Regions from separate parts of the Homo sapiens genome. Here region 2 is linked to region 1. The links are chromatin loops, found by intact Hi-C in ENCODE. Cell type or tissue: heart left ventricle. All regions are shown on one strand. Each heading gives the region's core, and the rest is flanking DNA. Links, peaks and the distances in the headings are about the cores only.

Region 1 (12,733 bases), core at 2,169-10,168:
CCACACCAGCTATGTGCTTATTTACCATTGACATTCTCCAATACTTTTTAAAATTTTTTTTCTGAGTTTGATTATGTCTAAAATATTTGAGTCTTATTACACTTTGATTACCTTAGCAATTTTTTGGTTGTTTACAAAGTCTATGAATTCCACTTTAATTACAGACTCTGTGTTAAATTATATAAATATCTTTGGGAAACCTCAGTCCCTCCCTGCTTTTTAAAATTTTTTATAGCAACAGGGTCTCTCTCTGTTGCCCAAGGCTGATCTCAAATTCCTGGCCTCAAATGAACCTTTCACCTCAGCCTCCCAAAGCTCTGGGATTACAAGTGTGAACCACTGTGCCTGGTCCTCAGTACAGTAACTTTTTATCAGCTAGGTAGAACTTAGCTTTCAAACTTATAAATAACAAGATTGTGACTGTGCTGATACAAGCCCAAAACACATACTTTTTCTTCCTATCTAAATGTACATCTTTCATCTAAACGGTGGATAAATGATCAATGCTTTTGTATAGTTATTCTTGGTTCAGTTCCCATTGTTCAGGCATGGCTGAATATACATTGGTGTCATTTTACTAGTAATGCCTTCCTGCAGTGCAGAAGAATAGCTTTTGCAGTTTTCTACTTATACTGTTTTTTAGACCTTTGAGACTGGCAGCTACCATGAAAATTTCACTTTTCTTTTAAACCAGATTTTGCCATTAGATAATGAAGGTGCATACCATTTTACATTCTATTTTTAATGAAGGATATTCCTAGAAAAGTTTTTAATATTATATAATATAAAGACTGACAATTTTGAGTTTCTCCCATACTGTATTGTTGTGGGTTTTTTTCCTCTAATGTTCTTATGGTTGTCACAGTCAATGAAAAATACCCCATATCTTTTGGGAGATTGGTCTGAAAGATAATAACTGATTTGGTAATCTAGCAGACTAGCCAGTTGGAGAAGATTGTTTTTGAGATTTTAGATGGGTCAATATAAGATTACTTCATCCTTCCTTGAAAAATGTATAAAATTTGGCTTATTTCCTTTTCTAAAACTTTAAGAGACACTATTTAAGTATTTACCTTTTATTGAATGATTTTCTACCACTGGTCATTTTATATCAATAAAACAATCATTGTTATCTGTAATTAATGAGTGGAAGTAAAAACAAAATTCAGGCTTTCATCATTAACTTTAAGGGGAGAGGCTTTATAAATCTTTAATATTTTAATGTGAAATTACTTGTTTTTGAAATCTCCTTTGAGAACTTATTTTTTAGAACATAAAAAGGCCTACTGATTTTGCTATATTTATGGTTATCTTTAAGTATAGAAGTTTTCTTCCATAAATGTACTTGAGATATAGTGGATTACAATAGTCTTATATTATTATTTAGACTAACTGATTTATCAGAGCCAGATTTATATTGTATGTAATTTGAGGAAAGTCTTAACATAGGTTGTAGATGTAAACTTAAATTCTAAGGGTTTGAAACAGATGAGAAAAGTTATGGGATAAGTCATCAAAGAGTGAAATACTTCTTTTATATTCCAAGTTTTCACTTTCATTTTTTAAACTATGGACTACCTTTGTCCTTTACAAGTTTGAACTCTACAAAGCTGCCAAGTGAAGATCCTTAGATACTGACCTAATGAGAAGAGTGATAAGTGTACAAGTTCTACTGTTTAGAATTAGGAAAATGATCAGAAGTATGAGTAATTCAGTTTTGTTCCAAGATGAAACTTGAAATTTTTTTAAATAAAACATAGAAAGCCATTGTGACGTTAACTGGAAAGTTAATTTATATATTTTTGTTTGGTTGGTTTGTTTGGTTTTGAGGTGCAGAATGGTGGCGAACAACTGATGCTCATACTCGTACAGGAGCAACCTTCTTTCCACCATTACTGGGAATTCCACCACTATTTGCTCCCCCAGCCCAGAATCATGATTCTTCTTCATTCCATTCAAGGACTTCGGGAAAAAGTAATCGAAATGGTCCCGAAAAAGGTATCCACATTTACATAAGTGAAGTACTATAAATCTTCCATTCTAATATTATTTTCATAATGTTCAGGTTTAATACCTTTTTTTGTTTTTTGTTTTTGTTTGTTTGTTTGTTTTAATAGAGACAAGGTCTCACTCTTTTGCCCAGGCTGGAGTACAGTTGTATGATCATAGCTTACTGTAGCCTCGTCCTCCTGGGCTCAAGCAATCCTCCTGCCTCAGCCTCCCAAGGACTACAGTCATGTACCACTATGCCCAGCTACGTGTTTAAATTTTATTTTTATTTTTTGTAGCAACAGGGTCTCTGTGTTTCCAGCAGTCTCAAACTTCTGGCCACCTTCTGGCCTCAAGCAATACTCACACCTCAGCCTCCAAAAGCGCTGGGATCACAAGCGTAGGCCACCACACCCGGCCTTAATAACAGTTTTATAGTGTTATGCTAGACCTTTTCACATTTTCTTGCTTAATTCTTAAAATAATTCTTTGAGATTAGAAGTATTTTAATTTTACAGCCAAGGTCAAATAAGTTGTTCAAGAAAATACTACTTACATATGGATGTGGCCTAGTCAGGATTTTAGCCCAATTCTACTGTTTTTTCCTCTGTATTTCATTACCTCCCTATATGTAACCCAATATAGTGTGTTACTTCTTTTGTAATTAAGTATTAACTTCATTAAAATTAATAACCTAGTACTTTTTTAAATGATCACTAATATTTCTGCAATTAATAACTTGTTAGAATATAATTTGAAAATTATAACAACATTTTAGATGATTTACTATCTTTCTTTTCACTGAAGTGTTTTACAAAGTTCTCTAATGTGTTTTACAATTAAAACACAAAGTTTTGCATTTCATTATCTTTCTAAACATTTTGTTTAATTGAGGTGAAATTCACTTAACATAATATTAACCATCTTAAAGTGAATAATTTACTGGTATTTAATGCATTTGCAGTGTTGTACAACCACCACCTCTATCTTGTTCTGAAACATTTTTATCACTGCAAAAGGAAACTTTGTACCCATTAAGCAGTTGCCTCCCATTCCCCTCTCTCTCAGCCCTGGAAGCGATCAGTTTTCACTTTGTCCCTGTAGGTTTACCTGCTCTGAATATTTCATGTAGATGGAATCATACAACATGACCTTTTCTGTCTTCTTTCACTTATCATATTTTCAAGTTCATCCAACTGTACATATATCTGTACTTCATTTTTAAATGATGCAATAATATTCCATTGTATAAACATGTTTATTTTTATTTTCAAGGTGTAAATGGGTCAATAAATGGAAGTAATACATCATCTGTAATTGGTATCAACACATCTGTACTATCCACTACTGCTTCAAGTTCCATGGGACAAACTAAAAGTACAAGCTCAGGTGGAGGAAATCGAAAATGTAATCAGGAACAAAGCAAAAACCAGCCTTTGGATGCTAGAGTTGACAAAATCAAAGATAAGGTAAGTTGTACTTGGAAGGACTAATATATAACAGATCTATATATAAGATGAGCATTCTGAAGGTCAAATCAACAGAATCTATGGTTTAATTTCTTATGAATTACCAACTTTTATTTTTATAGATACGTGATTTATGGTGTCAGTACCAGTATAAATAATACAAATAGTAATAATAGATAAAATGTATTGAGAATTCACTGCATATCAGCTCTGCTCTAATTGCTTTTCATATAACTTTTAACTCTTCCCTGTATCCGAAATGAAGTAGCTACTGTTATTACAAATGGAGAAGCAAAGCACCAAAATAATTAGCCACTAAGTGACTGAGCCAGGATTTGAAAGCAAGTGGGTTAACTCCTGTGCATTAGAAAAGAGTGAATAAGAAAACCTTTTATTATGGAAACTTTCAAATATACAAAGTAGACAGAATGACCATTTGTACCTATTATTCAGCTTCAACAGTTGTCGCATCATGGCCAGTTTTATTTCATGTATATCCCCAACTTTGCAAGTTATCAATTTATTGCCTCTCAGCTCTCAATCACTCTTTTCTTCTTTGCCACTTCTTGCAGTGTTAGTCCTTGTTAGTAGAAGGTCCTGGAAGAACACTGGAAGAAGATGTTACTTCTTTTTCTTCTTCTTTCTTCTTTTTTCTTTCTTCTTCTCCTTTGACAGAGTCTGGCTCTGTTGCACTGGCTGGAGTGTAGTGGCAGAATCTCAGCTCACTGCAACTTCCACCTCCCGGGCTTAAGTTATCCTCCCACCTTAGCTTCCCTAGAAGCTGGGACTACAGGTGCATGCTACCACACCGAGGTAATTTTTACATTTTTTGCAGAGATGGGATCTCACTATGTTGCCAAGGCTGGTCTTGAACACCTGAGCTCAAGGGATCCACCGCCTCAGCCTCCCAAAGTGCTGGGATTGCAGGCATGAACCACCACATGTGGCTGGGACTTCTTTTTCTGGTTCTAGTGTTTTCTTCTTTTTCTTACGCTGTGGCTGCCAATGGGTGGCTTGCTTGCTGGCTGACAGCTTCTCTACTGGTGGTATCCAGGAGATCCAGTGGTGGTCAGGAGACCCAGTAGTATACACTGTCTAGTGAGTTTCATTGGCATCTCAGCAGGCAGTTTACTAGCAAGTTTTGAAAAGTAGGTGGCTTTCAAACTAATTTTACTGCCACTGTAGCTGACAGGTTCCCAGCCATGTTTTTCTGGTATCTTAGCAAGCAGTGTTTTGTGTGTGTCAGCCTTGACTGTGATACCTCATTGAGTTTCTCTGCCATCCAGTGGGCAATAGCCACATCCTCTCCCACAAAGTCTGAAACTTAGCCTTGGGTGAATGAAGGGGTTGGGGGAAAAAGTCCCTTTTCAAAGGTTATCTTTATTTCATTACTCTACCTTAGCCCTACAAAAAGTACATATTCCCTACATCTCCTTTTCCTGTATTATTTAGAGGTCACTTTATTCCTCTTAGTAGTTAATCTTCTGTTATTAATCAATAATTCTTTATGTTAAATTTTTCCTGTTCAGATTGTTAATGCGATTTCTTCCTCCTGAGTAGATCTTGTTGGCTCTTATCATTGGTTCCAGGAGTAGGGTGGGTATGCAGCTTGCAGGTGGTAAATTCACTTCTACATTCTGATCACTCTGCACTTTTGGATTCCCTCTTCCACATTATGTCAGAAGCTGTGACATCTCAATTTTATAAAATGTAGGTCATCATTGAGTCCAGGTTTCATTTATCTAACTAAGTAAGCTGAGAAGCCTCTAACTATATGATCTAGCATATTATGTATTAGAACACTCTTATCAGTGGATTTAGTCTGCTCCAATTTTTAATTTCTTCTTGAGTGAGAGGTCCCAGTTAAAGCCTTGTCATCAACTGCAAACATTTGGGAAACAAAGATAAGAGTTGTGTCTTCTCTTCTGTGTTTTATAAAAACTGCTTTCAGGGCCTGGTTTTCCAGTGGAAGAGAGTCAAAAGTTTGTGATCCTACACACATGATGTTCTTCACCATCTCAGCTGTAATATTGTGACAGGAAGCTTCTGATACATCACAACAAGAATAGCAAGATATGGGTAGTCACTGACTGCACATGACATTGATCCAAACTTTAAATCTGAACTACTGCCTCTTATACACCAATTTTTAATCCTAAGAACTACTTTGTCAAACTTTCTTTATCCTTTTTCAAGACAGCATCAAGCTCCATATATTTTCTGGAACAAATGAAACAGAACTGAACAAATACATTTATTTTCTTTTGCTGAGCATATTTCATAGATATATTTCCTCTAAATCTTTAAATTTCCTTCTCAATAGAAAACATTTTCCAGAGTATAACATGCTTATATGAAGACTTGGGGGAAGGCCATCTGGTAATGCTAAGAAGCTTGACGGTACCCATCACAAAAATGCAAAAGTACTGTACATAGGCCCCAAGACAACCATTTTCTTTCCCTTTCAACCTACACCACTGAGCACTGAAGCAAACATGATAAAAGATTCTTAATTGTTTCCTCCCAGGGACACAGGTATCAGTGTCATACTCTCCACCTGTTGTTCTGTACCTGCTCTTGGCTCTTCTCCCATAGGATTTGTTTCAATGGCAGTCTCGGTGTAAGCGCTAAGGTCCTATCTCTGAGCTACTGCCAGTTTCTCTGATGCCAGACACTGACTGAAACCATCCATTTCTGATTCCCATATTATTTTGAACCAAATCCCAGACATCATATCATTGGATGCATTTTTATATGTGCTTCCAAAAGTTAAATGCCCATGCTTTTAACCCTTATGCTATCCTACCTCTTAAGAAGTAGTGCTAAAATCAAGTAAAATCTTTGTTGCCTCTACAATGTGTAAGGCATTGTACAAGATCTTGGAGGCATGAATATGACACAGTTCCTGTACTTAGTTCTAATGAGGAATCTACATTGACATTCCTAAACAGAATCAGTGCTGTCATACTAAAAACTGTTACTAGGAGAACATACTGAAAACTCAAAGAGGCACCTCTTTCTACCCAGTTTTAGAGATAGATTCTGAGGTACCATAGTAGTGTCTAAGGCAACTAAGCAGAAATAACATTATAGAGAGATTGTCTATTCAAGTGAGGCATACTAGAACTTATGATTTCAAAAGAACAGCACTTTCAGATGATATGTGGTTCAGCATGGGTTTGTGGGAGTGGGTTGCTCAAGTAAAATGGAGATAAAGGGCATTGGAACTAAAGAAGAAAATCCTATACTTTTTCACCCAGTATTTCTTCAGTTTTCAAAACTTTTTTAAAAAGTTGCTTCATTCATTCTTTTCACATGTAGTTTGAAAAAAAAGTTCAGCTAATTTTGATACCTCCCATGGGAGGTGGGGTACTTATCTCAGCCATTCTCATTGAAAGTCATTGATTAAGTCCAGTCCCCTCATATAGTCTGCATATACATTTAGAATAAATATTGATATTTTAATTAAATAATTAAACTAAGACTAAAATATACAGCCTGTTAAGAAAAGAATAAAACAATTCAAGGTTGAATGAGTTTTATCCCAACTGTCGTACAAGTTATTCTTACCACAACAACCAAAATAGCCTTTAAAAACATATCTGATTTTTTATGGTTTGAAAGTATCACATGTTAGGGAATAGTAAATGATACTGCCACTGTGGAAAACAGTATGGCAGTTCCTCAAAAAATTAAAAATTGAATTACCATTTGATTCTGCAATTCTACTTCTGGGTATATACCACCCAAAATTGAAAGCAGTGTCTCAAAGAGGTATCTGTATACCCATACTCATAGCAGCATTGTTCACAATGGCTGAAATGTAGACACAACCAAAGTGTCTATCAACAGATAACTGGATAAGCAAAATACATGGGGAGGCACATGTGTACACATACATAAATACATGTTAGTATTATCCAGCTTTAAAAAGGAAGGAAATTCTGATATTTGCTACAGCATGGATGAACCTTGAGGACATTATTATACAAAGTGAAGTAAACCAGATGCAAAAGGACAAATACTGTACTGTATGATTCCACTTATTTGAGGTACTTAGACTCATCAGAATTATAGACCGAAGTAGAATGATTGTTGCCAGTGGCTAGCATGGAAGGAGGGATGGGAAGTTAGTGTTTAATAGGTATAGAATTTCAGTTTTATAGGATGGATAGCACTGATGTTTGCACAACATTATGAATGTATTTAATATCACTGAACCATACACTTTAAAATGGTTAAGATAGTAAATTTTATGTTATGTGTATTTTACCACAATAAAAAAATGAGGGGGAAGTATACATCAAATGTCATCACTCCCTCCACTAGTGTTCTATCCCAGTGGGAATAAAGTCCTTGCCATGACTTATAAGAGCTGTGTGATCTGACCTCCACCAGTTCATCCATGCTTATTTCCTATCACTGTCTCCCTGGTTCACTATGCTCTAACTGGTCTGCTGACCTTTTCATTTTGGAACACACTCAACCCACTTCTAGCTGGTGGCTTTTTCCTTTGCTGTTTCCCGTCTTGAAAGGCTCTTCTCTTATGTCCTTGGGTGATTGGCTCTTGCTCTCCCTTAGGTCTCAGCTCAGAAATGTCTTACCTGCTGACTACATGTAAAGCAAAACCCCACCCCACTCCCCACCACACATTGTCTATCCAGTTATTCTGTTTTACTTATGGTATTTATCACTCAAAATATTTATTTAAATTGTTTGTTGATTCTCTTCTTCTAGTTCTCACTAGGCAGAGCTGGTGTCTGTTTCTCACACCCTTGTATCCCCAGAGACTTGAGCAACTATGCCTGGTACATCATAGCCTTGAATATGTATTTGTTTTGTTACTAAAAGAAATAAATATACAGTGAAATGAAGGTTCAAGGATAAGGTTCTGAAAAGTTTTCCCAGATTGGATGGGGGAAAATTAATAAGCTGTTCTTTGATCACTTTTTGATAAACCTAAGAAGACTAACTTTTAAAATGTTTTAGCTTATAGTCCCAACTAGTTGAAGGCTGAGGCAGGAGAATCGCTTGAGCCCAGGAGTTCAAGGCTGCAGTGAGCTATGAAAGCACCATTGCACTCCAGCGTAGGTGACAAAGTGAGACCCTGACTCATTTAAAAAAATGTTTTAAATTTAAAAAATTTGTAAGTAATAAAACATTTTAAATAAGAGAAAAGAGACTTACTAGCTAATTATTTGTGGAAATGACACATATATACTCTAATGAAACTGGTGATACAAACCCATCTTTTTTCCCTATTTCTCTAATACTCACACTTGTCTTCTCATTTCTGTTTGTTTTAATGAGTACTAAATGTGTTACCTTATAAAAATAGAACTATTTACACATGGCCAAAGTATGCTCGGCAGAGACTCCCTGCATCAGAATCACATTAAGTGCCCTGTCTAGAAGTGGGACTCAGGAATGTTATGCACCCTAAAGCTTCAGAACCAGTACCTCTGGATGACTGTTCCTGGGGAGTATAGTCCCCATTTCTCATGCCATCTTTAAATAAAAAGCTACACACTTATTCCTTGGGCATTTAAATAGGAGTTAATTTTTCTCTGCTAAATCACTGTAGCTCTCTTATTTCTTTTCTTTGTTATCCCTTACTAAAACAAAAATGTTAATTTCAGTTTAGGTACCTTATGATTTTCGTGGTCTTGCTATACATGCTTAGAAAACTACAACAGATTTTGGTTGCAAAGAAGTAGCTGTTTCTTTGACAAATAAATGGTAGTCTTAATATTAATATATTATTATTTTCCTTTAATCTCTCTACCTTGTGATCTTTCTCATTGTGTGGGTACCCATACAATTCCAATTCAGTTTCTCGTTCCTGTCTGCCCTACTTTGAGGGAAGAAAACTCAAGAAATGATGGGAACTATTAGTCTGCTTATTGAAGTGTGTATCTTTGAAAGAGGCCTTCTTGTAACTAGTTTGGAGCAGTTAAAGCAGAGTCATTGCAAGGCCAGATGTGGTGGCTCACACCTGTAATCCCGGCACTTTGGGAGGCCGAGGCGGGTGCATCATGAGGTTAGGAGTTCAAGACCAGCCTGGCCAAGATGGGGAAACCCCGTCTCTACTAAAAATACAAAAATTAGCGTGGTGGCAGGCGCCTGTAATCCCAGCTACTCAGGAAACTGAGGCAGAGAATTGCTTGAACCTGGGAGGCAGAGGTTGCAGTGAGCTGAGGTCGTGCCACTGTACTCCAGCCTGGGCGACAGAGCGAGACTGTCCCCGAAAAAAAAAAAAAAAAACAAGAGTCATTGCAAACGGAATATAATGGCGGGAGTGACTCTCCTCACTCATATGAATGTTACCTGAATCAATGTTCAGAAGACACAATAAAAAGACTACAGATTTGCAATCTGTAACCGTGGCTTCAATTTGGCTCTCTGTTGTGGAGATATATTACTGTATTTCATTCCCCAATCCCGAGTAGTCATAAAAGGATGTATTTCTGTTAAGATCATAACTTTTGTAATTTATTGTTATTTTTTCTATATTTTGTTCTTTATCAGCAAATGCCATTAAAATGTTCCTAGATTGTACTTAATCTTGTGGCTCCATCATTTCAATGTTTCTCCTTTTCAGTCTTTCTATTGGTGAAATTTTAACTTTCCCATTGTTAAATAATTATGAATATTTTCAATAATCTACATGACAGAGCTTGTACTTTTTATTGAGGAGTTCTTTTATAAGTTAATTGATTGGTTTGTTAATTTGTTATAATACATCTCATGATTTTTCCTCTTTTTGTCCACTACTATTATGTTTTCTTGAACACAAAACTTCACTTTTATGTGACCTAATAACCACTTTCTACCAGCTTTGGATTTTATTTTTCTTGCAGAGTCTTAAATGTTCCAAAAATAAATCTCTCTCGTCATATTTATCTACCTCATCTTCTACCTTTTTTTTAATATTTTCTGAAATGAAACATAAACAGTTAAATTCCTTGACCCTAACTAAAGCAGCCCCATAGGTCTTTTGCTACCCTACTTTATCTTCTCTACAGCACTTATTATTATATGGAATAATTTGCTTTTATATTAAGCATTTGTGTACCCTCCCCTATCACCAGCACTAGTAAGTTTCTTGAAGGCAAGGACTCAGTCTTGGACATACCCAGAAAGGTGTGTGTGGCATGTTATAGGTAAATGTTTGGCTACTGACTCACTGTCTGCAAAAAGAAAGAAGACTAAAGCTAAATGTGTAACTTTTGATGTATGTATCATAGTTGGAATTATTTTGTGAACTGATCTTTTTAATCTGTCATACATTTTGAAGAATAACAGTCATATGAGTACATCTACACATATGCTATATTGATATTTTCAATATTCTACATGACAGAGCTTGCACTTTTCATTGAGGAGTTCTGTCATGTAAGTTAAGTTGATCAGTTTGTTAAATAATTATCCTTACGATATGTGACTTTTTCCTACAATGACATTTTGAGATTGAAAATATCATTTGAAAATTAAAAAGAGTACACCTTTTATTGAAACTTGAATGTTTTCCAAAAATAAAGTCTTGCCAACTACCTTGTCGTTATCCAGAAACCAAGGAAGAAAGCAATGGAAAGTTCTAGCAACAGTGATAGTGATTCAGGCACATCATCAGACACCTCAAGTGAAGGCATTAGTAGCAGTGATTCAGATGATCTAGAAGAAGATGAAGAAGAAGAAGATCAAAGTATTGAAGAAAGTGAAGATGATGATTCTGATTCAGAGAGTGAAGCACAACATAAAAGTAACAACCAGGTATAATTTTTTTCATGGACAGTATCCAAACATTATTCATATTTAGGAATTAACTGGTTTATCTTGACTCTCAAAGTCTGTAGTTTTAAAGTTAATCATTACTTTGAGTTCATACTTTTGCCCAAGAAAGAAGATGAAGAAATGTTTTTAAAGGGACATACGGTATTTCTTTTACGAATTTTTAGATTTTTAGATATTATCATAAGGCATTAAGAACACTTTGAAAGTACCCGTTTTTATCTCCAGGTTTTACTGCTTGATAGTCTTTGTCTTAATAGATGTTAGGAACTTACCTTTTCATTTTTATATCTAGGTGCTATTACATGGTATTTCAGACCCAAAAGCAGATGGACAGAAAGCAACTGAAAAAGCCCAGGAAAAAAGAATACACCAGCCATTACCTCTTGCGTCTGAATCCCAGACTCACTCATTCCAATCCCAGCAGAAGCAGCCTCAGGTTTTGTCACAGCAGCTTCCATTTATTTTCCAAAGCTCTCAGGCAAAGGAGGAATCTGTGAACAAACACACCAGTGTAATACAGTCTACGGGATTGGTGTCCAATGTGAAACCTTTATCTTTGGTAAATCAAGCCAAAAAGGAAACTTACATGAAACTCATAGTTCCTTCTCCTGATGTTCTTAAAGCAGGGAATAAAAATACCTCTGAAGAATCTAGTTTATTGACCAGTGAATTGAGATCCAAACGGGTGAGTTACAAATTATTTATACAAGAATTTTACTATTAGAGAAAGATAGAGCTTCTATATTGTCTTACAATACACAAGTTTAAGTTAAATTCTACCTTCATTTTTATACTTTCTTAGTCTCCAGGAATAGAATATGTACAGCAGAAAACTAAATTTCTCTGATTTTATATTCATATATGTATCTGTTTAATGTATTTTTGGCAATGCAATCATGTCATTCCAGCTCCCCTGCAACCCATGCCTAAGGTAAGTCCCCACACCCAAGATCTAAGGATTTAGAAATAAGGGGATAAATATGTTTGAGTAAGACAAGCTTCACAATTACTTGGGTTTAAAATTAATGTCCTTTTTTTCCTAATACCAATTTTTTTTTATTTTTTTTTTTTGAGGCAGGGTCTCAATCTGTTGCCGAGGCTGGAGTGCGGTGGCTCAATCTCAGCTCACTGCAACCTCCACCTCCCGGATCCAAGTGATCCTGCTGTCTCAGACTTCCTAGTAGGTGGGACTACTGGCATGCGTCACGACACCAGGCTAATTTTTGTATATTTAGTAAAGATGGGGTTTCACCATGTTGGCCAGACTGGTCTCAAATTCCTGACCTCAAGTGATCTGCCCGCCTCGGCCTCCCAAAATGCTGGGATTACAGGCATGAGCCACTACATCCGGCCAAATATATTCTTTTTCAAAGAAGTGAACTCAAGTAATTTACCTCTGTAGTCCTAGAATGTACACATTTTAAGTGTAAAAACCCTTCATAAAGAATCACTTTTCTGGCCAGACATGGTGGTTCACACCT
Region 2 (12,733 bases), core at 2,234-10,233, 160 kb before region 1:
TAGGTGTATTAGGCATTTAAATAATTCTTCAAAGAGCATAAAATTTGTAACACTTAAAATAATTTGCCATTACAAAAATAAATACTTAAAATATGAAATTGATTAGAATATATAATTTGCTCAAAACTTCCTCTACAATATAAATTTTTAACACTTATGCCATTGATTCCAGAATTATGATTTCCTGAAATCAAAGTTTATAGGGACCCTTTCCTTTTAAATAGGTTGTACATTACTGACTAAAGCTAAGATTTATATTCAGACATTATGCTTTCTCAACCCTTTTTACATAGTAGCCATACAACTCCTTAAAAAGAAAATCATTCTGTTACCTTTGACTATGACTCAATATTTAAGAAATGTATTTACTCATAACATATTTTTGTTGAGGTAGATATTCATATAAATCAAATTAAGGAACATTGAATTGTGTATGAAATGTGAACTTTTTTTTAAAGGACTCCTGATGCTTAGTTTATCTTTAGAGATAATATAGTCTTAATTGTACTACACATAAACATCCTGTAGTTTAAGTAGGAATTTTCAGGCATCAGATTTCTAGAAGGAAGGTAATTCTCAATAGAAAGGTCATTTTAAAAGTTCAAACTTTGATTTACAGTTTTTTCTGTTGACCGTATTAAGTATGAAATTATGGGTAATAAATATATTTAATTCATTTTCAACTGCATATTGAGTTATAAAATATTGGCCACATGTTTATTGAAAACAGGAAAAGTAAATGAATATATATGACTTTTAAATGTATTTTGAGTGCTATTTGATTTGTGGCAGTCATAATAGAGTTTGAAATATAAAATATTTAAAAGTATGGATATTTACAGTTAAACATTGAGTTTTTAACCTTAATAGGGTTTTATAAGAATATGAGGTGAAAATATAGTTTTTATTCCACATACTTAAATTTTTACTATATAAGGTAAGAGTATTTCAATTTGTTTTAAAAGATAACGCTTTAAAAATAGTTTTTATAATTTATAAAATTCAACTTGTACTTTGGCTTTTGAATGCCTTTCATTCAAATAAAAACTATTGCATATTGGGGATAATAATAATGATGGCAACATAGATAAGAACCTTTACTAATTTTGTGTTGTGCACATGTGTGCATGGTATATAAGAAAAAGGAGCATTTGGTTTGAAGATAATTCTTGGATTAGTACTTCAGCTATGTGTAGACATAATTGGGTGTTTTTTCCTGTTTTCTCCTCTTAACACTTTTCCACAAACATGCACTCATTAATCAAAGACGGTGCACTCCTGCTGAGGGCAGAGAGGTTCATCAAATTGGCAGTCAGTTTGGTGTAAAGAACGGTGTACTGAAGCTCTTAACTCGCTAGGACATAAATAAATCTAAGGTCTTTGTATGCAAACCCTAGAGGTTAATACTGTATAATTCAGTGTCCTGTCTTTGTTTTTATGATTGATGTTTTTAAATGTTTCAAGCTTGGTGAAAGTCTTCTAGTAGGTCAGGTCTGACAATCTGATTGGCTGTAGTAAGAAAGCATTAGGTTGTCAGAAGGACTTTGAGTATGCTGCAGAGATTTTGATTTTTTTTCCTATGAGATCATTGTCATATTGCCTGAGCTGTTATAGGAATGTACCAATGATTGACATTGCCTGCTGTGATAATGGACCTAGTGCATGAAATGCCAATAGTTCGGTCCTATTTGTTCAGAAGCTTACTGCTATTTGTATCCTTAACACAGCTAACATGTAGAACAAGCAAAACTACTGGGATTTCTCTGTAGAAATAGTGCTGGGATTTGGCTTTAACATGAATTGGTTGCATATTCATAATTTAAGAACAGCTGGTTACAGCAAGCACATAGTCATTTGCAAGCTATTATAAACCATTCCACTCACATGGAGCCTGTGCTTGGTGATTTTTTTTTTTTTTTATTGATCTACCTGCATTTAAAATCTGGTCACTGCTGCTACAGAAGCTCTTTATTTTAGCTGTGTTTGCAACACAGAACAGGTTCAATTTTAAATATTTAATTTAAACTTAATGCTGAATAAAATGAAGAAGCTTTGAAGGAAACAAGTGTAAAAGGTCATGTCCTACCTGTCACGGCCAGAATCAACCAAACAAACCTAGATTATACAACTATTGTAATTTTTGGAATATGTGTTTTATGATTTTGTCCATAGATCAATAACAGAATTATCCTGGATTTGGAAATATTGCTAATAATATTTTACTAGTTATACATAGTTTTGGGAAACAACATTAACAGTAGATTGTGATTAATTAGTCTAAAACAATGTCATCTAATATGTAGAAAAGTAGTATAATACTTTTAGCTTATGAGTGGTGGTGTAAAGCAAGATAGAAGGGAAAATTGGCATGACTTTATAACTGGATTAGAATAATGCTAATCCTAAAACTATAGAGTTACTCTAGTTTTTTAGAAGAAATCTAATAAGGAGTCTCTTTTGCTTTTTGAGTCACTTCTGGAGTATTAAGCACAGGTATGCTCTTACAGTATTTAGGTGGTATTGGTAAGTTAGGCCAGCTATAATAGTTTCCTGCATGTTGTCAGTAATAACTGTAAGGAAAGAGGAGAACACCTTTGTGTCTCAAGCTTTTAGTGAGAAGGGTGGGAGGAGAAAATGTTAAATGCTATTTCAGCTCTCCTTTTAGGAATCACAGGGAGCTGTGCTTTGATTTGTGTATATTAAAATAAGTGAATACCTGAGTGATTTACAATGATGCGTTTCCACACATGGTGTTAGGCTCACATGTGCATGTATGTGTTTGTCCCCACACTAGATGATGAAGTAGCTCTCAGCACTTCAAGGTTGAGTACCAGTCCTAAGAGTGCATTTTACTCTTTCTTGGCTTCAGAAATGGCTGGATAGGTTTGTAATATAACAGAATATATGGCCAAATTTAATCCAGCTGATAGTAGGCTGTACTTTTTTTTAAACAACAAATCCAAAGGTTATTAAAGGATGATGCATTGTGTTTTAGTTTTGAGTTGCATAGGATCATAACTATAATTAGTTAACTTTCCATTATTTGAGATTATATCAGGCATTTTGTAAATTATTTTATGTCTTCTTCACTCCCTTTTGACTATTGTCCTTTCATTTATTTCTCTGCTCTTTAGCATCTCATCACAGAATAAAGGAAGGAAAATTCAAACAAATCTGGTTTTCCCTGCCTTCCCCACTTCTTGATGAAGAGGGGTTCTTAGTTTTTGACTAAAATGCAGGTTTGGGATTTTATTTGTCTGCCTTTTCTGGTTCTCATTACATAATTATATTTAGAAAAGAAGAAGGGTGAGTTAATGGACTGGATTTTTATTTTTACTTTTTATTTTTTTGGAGACAGGGTCTCACTCTGTTGTCCAGGCTGGAGTGCAGTGGCACGATCCCAGTTTACTGCAGCTTCAACCTCCTGAGCTCAAGGGATCCCCACCGCCTCAGTCCGCCAAGTAGCTGGGACTACAGGCTTACGCTGCCATGCCTGGCTAATTTTTGTATTTTTGTAGAGACGGGGTTTTAGCATGTTTCCCAGGTTACTCTTGAACTCCTGGACTCAAACAATCTGCGCACCTTGGCCTCTCAAAGTGCTGGGATTACAGGCATGAGCCACCACGCCTGGCCTGACTGAATTTTTCTATACTGTATTAGTAACCCAGCAAAACAGAAAATTTAGACGTTGTTTGAAAAAGTAAAGTGACTCAGTGACATCCACCACAGAATTGCACATATTTGATACATTTGTATTATTCTAGTATTAATAATAGGAAAAGGAGGAGGCATCTACCTTCATTCTTTAAGCTTTTATTGAATGCTATCTCCAAGCATGCTCTGGGAGAGCTATGGATAACAATTTATGGAAGTTCATAGTAGGAGAGAGATGGCTTCTCATTGGAATAATTAGAAAAGGCCCTTCGGTTTAGGTAGCATTGAACTAGATCAAGAACAATTAAATTTTGAATATTCACAGATCAGGAAGAAAAGATCCAAGAAAAGAAGGACTGCATAAGCCTATTATAGAACAAATATAGAGCTAGAGCTCTATATTAGAGCCAATCCATTTGACATCTGGGATGGTTCTGCCTTTTCAAGGTCACCCCAACCCATACCTCTTCCACTAGAAGGAAAAGAAAATGTCATGGGATCCTTCCTTTCAAAATTGACTGCTTGGCTTTTTCTGGAGAAGATGGGTTAATCAGTTTCAATCCTCCATTTCAGTGATAGGCTTATTTGTGAAGGCCGGGTTAAAACTGACAAAACTACCCTTTCTGGTTAGAGGTATTCAAATCTTCTGTTTTGAGATTAACCAGAACCCCTCCCTTTTCCTTGGTTCTTTTCCTATGCTTTTGTGAACAGTTTTTCTGGAAATCTAATGCATGATCCCCCCTGCTAAGAACATTGAGTAGAGAGCAGAGGGTGATATATGTGTATCCCTTTTCTCCATGATGATGGCTCTGGCTCAAAAAACACTTTTACTTCTTTTAGTTCCTTCGGATGAATGCAGAAGACAAGCAGACTGCTGGACTGCCAGTAACGGGCATATCCATAAGGACAAAAAGGAGGGCCAGGCGTGGTGGCTCATGCCTGTAATCCCAGCACTTTGGGAGGCCGAGACAGGCAGATCACTTGAGGCCAGGAGTTTGAGACCAGCCTGGTCAACATGGTGAAACCCTGTCTCTACTAAAAATATAAAAATTATTTTTTTTGAGGCGGAGGTTGCAGTGAGCTGAGATAGTACCACTGCACTCCAGCTTGGGTGACAGAGTGAGACTCCGTCTCAAAAAAAAAAAAAAATAGAAATCCCACTAAAAAAGAGTATGAAAAAGGAAAGATTTAAAAAATTTTCAAAACACAAATGTATGAAAGATCTTTTACATAATGTCTTGGCCAAGGACAATAAATTTTAGTAGTTAGTCTTTTCCTAACTTCATTATTACTACATCATAATAATAATGAAATTTATTATTATTGCATATTAAATGTTTTATTTGCAGTATTGTGATGAACATTTACTTGCAAGAGATTTGTCATAAGAAAACCTTAAAACTTTTATGTAACCATTTTTTATCTTGTACAAGGATAAGTTTTGAGGTAAATTAAAGATGGAAAACAGTGGAAATAAAAAGTTATCTAGTGTCTAAGTTTAGTTCAAAGCCATGCTTACTATCTTTTCTGGTTTCTATGATGACATGGTTGTTGAAACATGCTTCTGATCTTTGGGTAATGTATTACTGTTAACATAAACCATTGTGATGACATAGGAAGCACCAAAACCTATCTTCAACATTTGAAAAAATCAGGAGCCGTGTATAAGTCACAAAATGACCTTTTCTTCGTTTCTGGGTTGTTAGTGCAGCATGCTGAGAAAAACAGGCTCTGCAAGGCAACATTAACTGACAGAGTTGTGGGTCAAATCTCTTTATTTTAAAAGAGGGGTTACTTTGGAGCCAAAGTTAAGTGTTCTTAGGGTTTGGGCAGAAACAACAAAAAAGGAGACAATTTTAAATAAGGTTTCTAAATGCAGTCAGAGTGGAGCATTGTTATGTAATCAAGTCCTTTTGGAACATATCAAGATTTTGTCCATAGTAGTGTAAGTATTTTAGCATTAAATTTCTGTGCCTTGTCATTAATATTTTCTGCAGCTTGTTGGGTAAATAACTCTTATCTGTAATCATGCCTTGGGGATTTGAAGTAAAAGTTGAAGGGTTAGGGAAGGGCAGTGTGAATAGTAAACACTTGGTCCAGGAAGAGAACATGTAATAACTTTAGACAGTTAGATAAAAGCTCTCTTTGCCCTTCCCGCTGCAGGAAGCCTGTTTGTAGGTACACTTGCCAAAACTCACAAAAGAGAAGAATTGTTTTAAAGAACGTGAAAATGTTTTTGTACTGTGTGTGAAATGGGAAGGTAGGAATAAGGCATGCCTGGGAAGAAAAGCTAAATTGAATGTGACCAGAAGTTTACTGTTTTTAAATTTTTATTATTATTAATTTTTTAGAGACAGGGTCTTGCTCTGTTGCCCAGACTGGACTGAACTGGGCACAAGAGATCCTCCCATCTTAGCCTCCTGAGTAGCTGGGACTACAGGCATGCACCACTGGGCCCAGCTGTTTTTTTTTTATAATGAAGTGTTCTGTGACGTAGTACCTTGAATTTGACCTTTTGCATTTTAATATGAGCCACCTTTTGTGAAATAGATTATTTTTGCAAATATTTTATTTGTTCCAAGTAGCATTTAATATACTGCAGGTACCAACTAAATTAATTACATGTACATGGGTAAAAATACATGTTTATTTCTATATTTATAATCTCAGCACTTTAAAAGTGAGCTAAAAATAATCCTACAGCTACCCATGGAAATAAATAAAAATCACTTATCAAGCCAGGTGCAGTGCCTCACACCTGTAATCCCAGCACTTTGGGAGGCCCAAAATGGGAGGATCACTTGAGGCTAGGAGTTCAAGATCAGCCTGGTCAACATAGCAAGATCTTGGTCTCTACACAAAATTTAAAAAAAAAAATCAGCTGGGTGTGGTGGCATGCACCCGTAGGCCTGGCTACTTGGGAGGCTGAAGTGGAAGGATTGCTCGAACCCAGGAGCTCAAGGCTGCAATGAGCTATTATTGCACTCCAGCCTGTGTAACAGAGTGAGATCCTGTCTCTGTCTCTCTCTCTTTCTCTCTCCTGTGCATGCACACACTCCAGCCTGGGTAACAGAGTGTGATCCTGGCTCTCTCTCTCTCCTAGCGCGCGCACACACGCGCACACACACACACACACACAAAATATATTAACTTTTCAGTTCTTTAGATTTAACAATAATTTTCCTACTTTTAAGCTGAAAAATGCCCTCCTCACCAAACTTTTTATAGTTATTTCTCATATTTTTAATTTTTTGACATTTAATGATTCTGCATTCCTTTCTGCTAGTAAAACTGTCCTTTTATGCCTATGTTAAGGCCCAACTTCCCATCAACATTTATCTATACCATATTTTCATGTGATATTGTATTCTCTAAAATTTCTATTATAAGGAATGTTGAGCTAGATAACTAAAGGTCAATTTTTTAAAGCATTGTCATGTTTTGGTTGTAATTTTGTTTCAACCTCTTGTGACAGGAATCTTTTGAAAAAATACTAATTTTATTAAATATATTGAGAGTATTCAAACTATGCTTCTTTGATAAGGCAGGCTTATCATACTGGTAAGTAATTCTATTACATTTTAGATGCCTAAATTAAAACTATTTGAGTATCAAAATATTGTACTCTACAAATATGTACAATTATTATGTGTCAATTAAAAATAGCTGGGCATGATGATTCACACCTGTAATCCCAGCTACTCGAGAGGCTGAGGTGGGAACATCGCTGGAGGCCAGGAGTGTGAGACCAGCCAGAGCAACATAGTAAGACTCCTACCTCTAAAAATAAAATAAAATATAAAATACATGTATAAGAAAGGGAAAAAAACTATTTGAGAATATAACTTGGAATTAAAAAAAATAAATTCCCATATCATATTTGTGTCATTTGCCTGTTTATGTTAAAAGGGTATATGCAGCTGTACAACTTGCCAGTTACTTATTCCTTCTTACAGTTAATCATATTCATTGTCCTTTGACTTTTCTTTAAAATTAAAAATGTATTTCTTCACTATAAAATATTAATAAAAGTTTTTAAAAATACAGAAAAGCATTGATAAAAATTTCAAATGTTCAAAATTCTATTATTCACAGGCTACTATATGCATTATTAGTTTGTTTTATGTTGAAATGAAATATTTACTGAAATGAAGGTGTTCATTAATGAAACAGCAGGTTAGTGTCATGAACCTATTCCTGCAAAAGATGAAAATGACAGGAGTGGCCATAGAGTGAAATGTGTCTGTGGTATTACCTAAGAAAGAACTAAAATAATCCACTGGATTAAGTGACAAGGACATTAGTGACCTTGGCATTAATAGTTTCAGTGGAGTGGTTTGGATTAAAGCTATAGAAATGGAAACATGTTTAAATAGTTTTGGGGTTTTGTTTTTTTTTTTGTAAGGAGGAGGAAAAGAAATTTGGTAGTTTCTGGGAAGGAAATATAGGAAGATGATTTTTTTTTAACAGGGTGAATGAAGATACAGGGGCAGAGGATATAATTCAGAGATTCTGTAAGAAATGGGAAGAAATGGGTTCCAGATCCATGTTAGACTGATAATCACGAACTAGAACGAGGGATACTCTTTCATTGTAACTAGAGGGAAAGAAAAAATGTGGGAATGCATAGTGGTGAAATTGGAGCTTGAGGAAAGAAATTTCAGAGAGTCCTAGTTCCAAATATTAGCATTTCTTCTAACAGAAATGCCTCCTTACGGCATTTTAAATAAAACAAGTTTTAATTTCCATTTTTAAAATGTATGTATTTTTACGAAGTAGCTGTTATGTAGTTTTTGCATTCTCCGTTGTTTATTAGCTCTTAATTATTTGGATTATATCATGAGCATTTTCTCTTGTCATTAAGTATTTTAAAAGACTGCATAATTTATCCAATCTTAGGGCATTTAAGTTTTTTGTTTTTGTTTTTGTTTTTTTGAGACGGAGTCTCGCTCTGTTGCCTAGGCTGGAGTGCAGTGGTGCGATCTCGGCTCATTGCAACCTCCGCCTGCTGGTTTCGAGCAATTCCCCTGCCTCAGCCTCCCAAGTAGCTGGGACTAGTGGCACATGCCACCATGCCCGGCTAATTTTTGTATTTTTATTAGACATTGGGTTTCACTATATTGACCTGGCTGGTCTTGAACTCCCGGCCTGAAGCAGTCCACCCTCCTCAGCCTTCCAAAGTGTTGGGATTATAGGTGTGAGCCACAATGCCTAGCCTCACTTTATGTTATTATATGATGGGATGAAATATCATCAAACATCCCTCAGCTTTTTTTATTCTAAGTTATTTCTGTAGGATTCATTTTTAGAGCTTGAATTGCTGGGTCAAAGAATATGAATATTTTATGGTATTCTGGAAAATATTAACTGGTTTGTATATGTGGCAAAGAGAGCCTTGATTTGTAGTGTCTTTTGCTTGTGTAAAAACTGCCACCATGGCCTGTTTCAATCCTACAACTTAATGCTATTGAACAAAGTTGAGAAATGTAGTTGTACAATCATTGTATAGTATTTTCATCATAACCATACTATAGATGTAAATAACTTCCTACAGCATAAATAATAAAATGCAAAATAATTAGGAAGTAATGTTTTGAGTGTTTATTACCCTATTATAATTTATTGACTGTAAGTTTATATAATTTAATTAATAATGATTGTTTTTAACAACTAGATTTCAAGAATTCCCAAGAATTATCAGTTGACTCTTGTGAGCCACTATGAGCAAGCTCTAGCATACCAATGCTAGGTTATCTATTTTAGTTCTCCTTTTCCTCCTTTCCTCTTCCTGTTTCTTACTCCCATTTCTGATATGTATGGTGGAATTTTTTTACCCCTAGACTGTTGTTTCCAATATAGCGAGAAATATGGGTATAGAAGACCAGTGTATCATTTTTTTCATTTATGGCTCCTAGGTTTATCTTGCTTTAAACTGAAATCTTTATGCATGGTGGAGTCTAAGTGAAAGAAGTGAAGTTTAGATTCCCAACTTATTTTTCTTCCAGAAGACTCCAGTTTTCCCCAAAACATCCTACCGACTGTTGATTGAATTACTCTTATTGTTTTTAATAATTTTTCAGTTGATTTTCTAGGGTTTTCTAGATATATAATCATATACAAACAAAGATAATTTTGCCACCTTTAGTATTTGTAACTTTATTGTATAAAGAATGAAATTAAGCTGACTACTATTTGCAATGTATTGGTAACATTGGGCACTCTTTTCCTGACTTTGGAAATGATTCTAGTACTTAAACTTTTTTTATGATATTACCTTTTGGTTTGTTATATGTATTTTTAAAGATCATGTTAAGCAAGCATGCATCTATTTCTATCTTTTTTTTTATTTTGAGACAGAGTTTCGCTCCTGTCGCCCAGGCTGGAGTACAATGGCACAATCTCGGCTCACTGCAACCTCTGCCTCCCAGGTTCAAGTGATTCTCCTGCCTCAGCCTCCCGAGTAGCTGGAATTACAGGCACCTGCCATCACACCTGCCTAATTTTTGTATTTTTAGTAGAGGCGGGGTTTCTGCATGTTGGCCAGGCTGGTCTTGAACTCCTGAACTTGTGATCCACCTGCCTCGGCCTCCCGAAGTGCTGGGATTACAGGCGTGAGCCACCGCACCCAGCCTTTTTTTTTTTTCTTTTGAGACAGGGTATCACTCTGTCACCCATTCTGGAGTGCAGTGGCACAATCTAGGCTCACTGCAGCCTTGACCTCCCAGGTGCAAGTGATTCTTTAGACTTTTTAAAAATCGGGAAAGGAAGTTGAATTTTATTAAATGCTTGGGAAACTGGTAATGCTTGTTTACCTCAGTGTTGTTGAAGGGGTTTTTTTGGTTCCTTGTTTTATGATTTGTGCTACAGGTATAGATGTTGATCATTTTAAATATTTGGAATAAGAGGCAAGAAGAGCTAGGCAACAGGAAGTATAGTTTACATATATTTTTTCCTAGAACTTTTTCTCTGAGTCTCTTGAGATCTTTGCTGTTGTTCTATATGTGAGGGTGGAACTTCGATTTTAGCAGTTTCCCTGCTTTAGGGAGAACTTGGCACACCTGAAGATGTGAGTGGGAGGAGGGAGAGAATGACTCTCTGTAATCCTGTGGATTATGAGTTTTGTGTGATGAGTCAGAGCTTTTGTCTGCTTAGTCAGATTTGATCCTCACCTTCAAAGCTGTCTCCTCAACTCTAATGAAAGGTTGAGAAAAATAAAAACGATGAGGCCAAAAAAGTAGCTCGATTATTTTCTGCTCTGCAAACATGTGTCCCAAGATCTGTGATTCCCCCCACTTCTTTTTATAGGCCCCCCATGATTCTAAACGGCAACTATGAAAGTTATGGGTTAGGACATTTCTGAATATTCTCTTACTTACTAAATTGTGAACCTTGCCCTCTTAGGGCATATGCATATAGAATCAGTCTTATTAAAAGAGTACTGGTATTTTCCCTGGTTCCCACACTAATTTTGGTCCTTTTTGTCCTGTTTGGTGGATTTCGGGACAAGATCATGTGAATGTATGTTATTCAGATTTTAAAGGCTCTTTTCACATATCCACAAAAATCCCCCTCAGAAGAATTAGTATCATTTTGTATACTCTTGCAATTGGAAGTTGAGAATATTTTTTCGTTTTTTTTTAACAGTGGGAATATTATTATTTTAATTTGTATATTCTTGATTTTTATGGATAATCATATATTCCTAAATTTGTTAGGGAATTATATTTGTTTCTGAATTGTTTGGCAGGAATGGTTCTGGTAAGATTTTGTAGCAATGTGATCATACAATAATTATCTTAAAGATTTTTCCTGATCACCCCCAAAAGGCCGGTCTCATGAGGTATGGCTTATTTACATAGGTGTGCAAAAATATTAACTACACAGGCTTCCTTGAGTTAACTTGTGCGTATCCTTGAGCCTATGCACTATGTACAACTACTAAAGCTACAAAATTAACTTTTGAACTTTTTCTAAGGAATCTGAGCTAGGACATTTAAAAATTACTGATATTTCCTCTCCTCAGGCTAGAAAGCAAGCCTGGGACATTCTACGAGATTTTACCTACTATAGTACCCCCAATTATCCCTCAGATTTCTTTCTTTCTTTCTTTTTCTTTTCTTTTTTTTTTTTTTTTTTGAGAAGGAGTCTCGCTCTGTCGCCCAGGCTGGAGTGCAGTGGCGCGATCTGAGCTCACTGCAAACTCCACCTCACGGGTTCACGCCATTCTCCTGCCTCAGCCTCCCGAGTAGCTGGGACTACAGGCTTCCGCTACCACGCCCGGCTAATTTTTTGTATTTTTAGTAGAGATGGGGTTTCACCGTGTTAGCCAGGATGGCCTCGATCTCCTAACCTTGTGATCCGCCTGCCTCAGCCTCACAAACTGCTGGGATTACAGGCGTGAGCCACCATGCCAGGCCCCAGATTTCTTTTTTTCTTTTTTCTTTTTTTTTTTTGAGACAGAGTTTCCCTCTTGTTGCCCAGGCTGGAGTGCAGTGGCACAATGTCGGCCCACAGCAACCTCCACCTCCCAGGTTCAAGCGATTCTCCTGTCTCAGCCTCCTGAGTAGCTGGGATCACAGGCATGCACCACCACACCTGGCTAAATTTGTCTTTTTAGTAGAGACGGGGTTTCTCCATGTTGGTCAGGCTGGTCTCAAACTCCCAGCCTCAGGTAATCCGCCTGCCTCAGCCTTCCAAAGTGCTGGGATTACAGGCTTGAGCCACCGCGCTCGGCAGTCCCTCAGATTTCTTAAGTTTGTGTGGCCTGCCAGAAAGTGATCTTCCTTATCACCTAAAAGGCTGAGTCCCTGTAAGACAGGGACCAGGCTAGTTTTCCAGGGAGGGCTCGTAAAGTCAACATTAGTTCCTTAAAAGTAACTTGTACCTGTTTAAGTAAGCATCGTTCTCAAATATGACACTCTAGGTAAAACGTCAGTTGCTCAATAAGTTGAGTAGCTGGGATTACAGGCGTGTGCCCCCAAGCCCAGGTAATTTTTGTATTTTTAGTAGAGATGGGGTTTTGCCATGTTGGCCAGGCTGGTCCTCAAGTGATCCTCCCTCCCTGGCCTCCCAAAGTGCT

Evidence for each region. Peaks named below come from ENCODE experiments on the same cell type or tissue, not always from the same donor. Only the 100,000 strongest peaks of a DNase experiment are listed, where the experiment ranks them.
Region 2: it touches region 1 in a loop (2.0-fold over the local background); 10 of 110 quality-filtered maps call a loop at or near these places.

What each region holds. Positions count from the first base shown.
Region 1 is chr2:159,437,507-159,450,239 of GRCh38, reverse strand. BAZ2B (bromodomain adjacent to zinc finger domain 2B) reads left to right here. Exons shown (of 37, transcript NM_013450.4): 5 at 1,831-1,998; 6 at 3,265-3,458; 7 at 11,028-11,231; 8 at 11,545-11,937. Among named protein-coding and RNA genes, the nearest start is that of WDSUB1, 160 kb to the right of the region's middle. RefSeq lists an enhancer at 11,302-12,501. In heart left ventricle, for the core only: no CTCF peak of the experiment used is centred there; no DNase peak of the experiment used is centred there; H3K27ac peaks cover 418 bases.
Region 2 is chr2:159,598,993-159,611,725 of GRCh38, reverse strand. All of the region lies in intron 1 of BAZ2B (bromodomain adjacent to zinc finger domain 2B), which reads left to right. Among named protein-coding and RNA genes, the nearest start is that of BAZ2B-AS1, 9.9 kb to the left of the region's middle. RefSeq lists an enhancer at 11,995-12,495. In heart left ventricle, for the core only: no CTCF peak of the experiment used is centred there; no DNase peak of the experiment used is centred there; H3K4me3 peaks cover 412 bases; H3K27ac peaks cover 1,506 bases.